2 separate regions of the Mus musculus genome follow, and region 1 is linked to region 2. Evidence: chromatin loops called from intact Hi-C (ENCODE). Cell type or tissue: left cerebral cortex. All regions are shown on one strand.

What was found. A loop is a pair of places that touch in the nucleus more often than their neighbours do. Peaks named below come from ENCODE experiments on the same cell type or tissue, not always from the same donor. Only the 100,000 strongest peaks of a DNase experiment are listed, where the experiment ranks them.
Region 1: a loop joins it to region 2, with 2.1 times the contacts of the local background. A loop is called at or near these places in 3 of 42 quality-filtered maps.

The regions. Positions count from the first base shown.
Region 1 is chr5:13,261,591-13,264,090 of GRCm38, reverse strand. It overlaps a transcript of Sema3a not described here. Among named protein-coding and RNA genes, the nearest start is that of Gm52804, 120 kb to the right of the region's middle. In left cerebral cortex, no CTCF peak of the experiment used is centred here; DNase peaks (open chromatin) are centred at 788 and 1,139.
Region 2 is chr5:13,382,793-13,385,292 of GRCm38, reverse strand. It overlaps a transcript of Sema3a not described here. Among named protein-coding and RNA genes, the nearest start is that of Sema3a, 15 kb to the left of the region's middle. In left cerebral cortex, no CTCF peak of the experiment used is centred here; DNase peaks (open chromatin) are centred at 380, 1,048 and 1,269; H3K27ac peaks cover 897 bases.

The sequences.
Region 1 (2,500 bases), 120 kb after region 2:
AATATATGATCTGCTATTATTTATCTACTGGCATTTCAAATATCATAAATGATCTTAAAGTATCCCTAGCTAATGGGATGTAATATATAATATGTTGTATTAGCCCTTAGATATATACTTTAAAGAAAATTTTAAATTATTTATTTTATAAAATAAATATTTTAATTTGTACTAAAATAAAATATTGAGATATTTTACATCATTTTTCTTATGAACATTTAGCATTTTATATCGTGTCTTAGAATGTTTTAGAATCAACTTCTGTACATAGTCCCCGTTATCTATCCCAGTGGAAAGCATAGGGCAGTAGGCCAGCTCAGGCTGAGGAGCATATGATCTTCATTTTGCCATCTGAGGCATCTTCTTCCTCAATACCATATTTAGGCGAACATAGCAGGCAACTGTCACATTTAAAAACCACAATGACTATAGAAACACATCCTATATGAGTGCAATTAAGGGGAAACTTTTGAAAACAGAGAGGGTAATTAAGTAGAAAATGTGTGGTTAAGTCCACACAAAAAATGTTGGATGGAAAGAACCCTTTGCACACAGAAGAACACCAAATATGAAAGGAAAGGGGATGGGTAGAAACTCAGCATAGGCAAAAATTACCATATTTACTGAATAGAAGGCCAGTTTGGCTCTGGAAAACTTTCTTTTCTTCCCCCAAGAGAGAATGGCTACAAGCCAGTAGATACAGACCTAAAATAGAGCATATACCATGGTAACCATAGTAATGAGTAGATGGAAGTAAAAACGCTGGCCTTGGGTGAGCAGATGTTCAGTCAAAGCAAGAGGGAAAACATGAACTGCAATTCACAGCCTCCATTTCCCTCCATACAGTAAGACAGTGTTCTGAGAGCCTGTGGGAGAAATGTGCCTGAGGAGGAGGAGGAGCCAGAGAGCCAGAAGTACATGCCAGAGATGCTCCTTGCTCCTACACAACTTCATGAAGGATTATAACGATTCCCATTACATATGTGCACACCAACTTCATTAATGAGAATAGCGACTTACATTATTATAAAATATCTCCCCCATGCTATTTTGAAAATAGTGAACTGCTACAATAGGTCTCAGGAATTCTAATCTAAATATATTTTTGCTAAGAATATCAGAGCACTTATCTATATTGTGCCAACTTCTTCCCTAGATCTCAAACTGTATTTGCTACAGTGGTAAAATCACTATGGTTAGGAGAAAGAGTACCAGGCAGACAGCCTGTGTTTAAATCTGGTTCCTCAGAGGACTTTGGACAAGTAATTTCAATTTCTTAAGACTCAATTAGTTTGCCTAGAAAATGTGATCACACTGTGAAACCCTATAGCATGAATATATTGATCAATATAAAGAACTGTATGCGAAATAGTTAACATTAGTATTTTATTATTTCTTACAATTATTCAATCCAGTAAATTATTTTACAAATATGCTAATAAATTTCAAACTAACTCTCAAGAAAAATACTAAATAAACATTGGTTTTATTTAGCTAAACAAGTTTTCTTGATATGTGTAATACACAGACAGGCAAAATATACTGCAGGCACATATCCACATACTTATATATTCCCTTCCTTAAGACAGGTATCTTAAAAGAACAACAGAAGCCATACACAGATGACATTCAGCTCTCATCCAGTCTTCAGACACATTATTGGACAATGAGTTCATTACGTGTTATCCTCTTGAATTTCACGGGCAGTGTTTCCAAATGAAGCTGAAACAATGCAGATGCTCTGAGCTCAAAGGTTTCTGAGTCATTATTAGCTCAATAATGAAGTTTGAGGGAAAAATTCAAAATCAATGTCATATAAAAGGGTTTGGGTAGGAGGAATACTGTTTTGAGACCACAATGAAGCAAGTCTGCACTATATTTTCAAAAATTATTTTATTTATTTACATTCCTAATGTTGCCCCTTACAAAGACTCCCTCCCAGATTTCTTCACTCCCTGCTCCTTCCCTTTGCATCTGAGAGGGTGTTCCCCCCACACCATCACACCCCTACCCCATCCTCACCAGCATCCTCCTTCCCTAAAATGTAAAGTTTCTAGAGGATTAGGTGTATCCTGTCCCACTGAGGCCAGACAAGGACTCTAGTACATATGTACTGGGGGCCACGCACCAGCTCATGTATACTTTTTGGTTGGTGACTTAGTCTCTGGGAGCTCTGAGGTGTCCAGGTTAATTGATATTGCTGTTCTTTCCATGGAGTTCTAATCCCCTTCCCTTCCTTCAATCCTTACTCTAACTTTTCTATAGTGATCTCCAGTGGAAGTCCCAACTGCTGGTAGAGCCTCTCAGAGGTCAGGCATTTTGGCTCCTGTTTGCAAGCACAACATGGCATCAATAATAGCGTCAGGGTTTAGTGCCTGCACATGGGATGGATCCCAAATTTGGCCAGTCACTGGATGGTCTTACCTTCAGTCTCTGCTCCATTTGGAAATAGTTCTACCTGAAGACCCAGCTATACTACTCTTGAGCATGTACCTAAAAG
Region 2 (2,500 bases):
GTGTTCTCATTTGACTTTATTAAGATATACATTGGTAAAGATAATATTATTGGGAAAAGTAACTTACTTTAGGAAATGTTTAAACATGCATTTAAACATGGAGATCATTTTTATGCACTTAACTAGTTAATCTGGGGAAATTATTTTAACAAGTTTGTATTCCTGCTCTGCAGGGAGCCTAAATTAATAAAATATACTAAAAATACAGATAGAAAATATGCATTCCTTGTTCAGGTATCTCAGCCAATAGACATTCAACTCAAGTGAGGTTTTACAAGGGGCTTTCTGTGGGAGACAAAGCTGTTGCTTGAGTTGTTCTTAAATGATGAGTAAGAGCAGCTGAAGAAAGAGGAGGCGGTCACACCAGGACTTCAGCCAATGCACAAAGCCACAAAATAAGAGAGCATGTGTGAGTGCAGGAAATGGGAGCAATTTCGTCAGTAAAAGGATGTAAATTGCAAAGAGAGAAAGGAGAAATCAGCAGGGTCCAAATCAAAAGACATCTCTACAGTCACGCTTGTAATCTTGATGTGGGTGATGAAGTGCCGCAGAGGCTGGAAAGGAGGAGACCATCATAAAAGATCTGCCTTGTAGAAAAGGAGTCCTATTTCAGAGGAAGATGCATTCATTGGTATACGACTGGGAAGCTAGGCGGTCAAGGAAGCTTATTTTAATTATCTATACAAAGAGGAAACTAGGCTACCAATCATGGCAGTGGCATACTAAGAGAAGAGGTAAGACAAATCTAGGATACATAGGAGCCAAAATTTGCTAGTCTTGAGGAAGTGAGGTTAAGGCTAAGGATGGATATGTGAAAAGTGAGATGTTTCTAACAGTTTTACCCATGATTTTGGCAAGATGGGTAGAGCCACTAATCATTAAGACCCGGAGAACACGAGCAGGTATGCCTGGGATAGCAAAGGGAGTGCAATCCTGAACTTGTTGGTTTAGGACAGAGTATCAACGAGTATTTTAGGTACACACAGACAGTTGAACAAATTAGTTTAAAGCTAAATTGCCAGAGGCAAAAATAGGAGTATATGTGGGAGTGAGGGCTAGGATAGAGAGGGAAAGTAAGCTAAGAACAGAACTCTGGAATACAATAAAATACAGGCAGAGGAGAAAAGTAAAAAACAAGGAAAGGAGACCTATCAGGTAAGGAGTGCAGGAGGAAATGCCACGGCAATCCAGGCATTATAGAACCATTATAGGAGGTCAGTAAAGGTGGGAAGAGGTTCTGATGCTGCTGGTACCTGTAGGGTTTGAAGCAGGAGGATGATAGCCATCCATGCATAAAGAGTGATCCTGGTGTTGGCAATAGGGTCCACAGAGCAGCAGTTTGGATATACACAGTACACCATAAGCAATTACCTTGTCAGCTGATTTTGGCGATTCAGCCTTCTGTCTTCTCAAGTCTCAAAGGCAGGTGGGAATTAAAAATTGTTTTTTTTATTCTAAGTTTCATGATGAAATTTGAAAGATGTGCCCTTAGTGATACTAGAGCACACAAGGGTTTACATCCATTGTGGCAGCATCACACCAATTAATTCTTTTTGTTTCCACATGATTGAATTTGTTTCTCCATTCCACCCTCCCAAGTGTCTCCAAGGCTCCAAACACAAATTGATTCTCTGATCACAATGTAATATTATGCCCTTAGCTTTTTACGTAGGTTGATATAACAAATGACCTGGTAAGGAATAGCCCCACAATGTCTGCAAAGCCACTATTCATTATAGGAGTCAACATCTCAAATAATGGTATACATGATAAATCCTCTTCTAGAATTTAGTGCCAGGAAAGATTTTTTCCTAATGAAGAGCTGATATACTCCACTTTATCAGTTAATGGAAATGTATTTCCTTTTTAACCTTGGCAGTGGGGAAATTTAAAATGAAATCTAATCCTTGTGTGTAGAAACTACTGTCTCTTTTCTAGCTGGGAACTGTACTCCCTATTTTCTTTTCTTTTATTATTTTTCTCATTCTGTAATATTACACTTTGTTATGTGTATCCAAGTGCATGTATATAGTGTATATCCGAGCAGTCATTAATCCTGTTACAACATAAGGTGAAATTAACAGCAACAAAACATGTGAACAATGAAACATTTTCTTGGAGTCTGGTTTCTTTTTCCTTACTATTTTTGATGTTATCTCTTCCCTCCTATGTGTTTCAGAATGTGCTGTTCACAAAGAAGTGTTTATCTCTATGGAATTATATTAAATATAAACTCTTCTGTATTTGGATTTTCTTATCAGTTTTATTTTTCTTTAGCTCTACACTTAATTTAAGAAAAAGGATGCCAAAACCCCTCACCTTGAAATACTGACTATTTACTTACTATGTTTTCCTTAATTCTTTTTTTTTTCCATTTTTTATTAGGTATTTAACTCATTTACATTTCCAATGCTATACCAAAAGTCCCCCATATCTACCCACCCCCACTCCCCTGCCCACCCACTCCCCCTTTTTGGCCCTGGTATTCCCCTGTACTGGG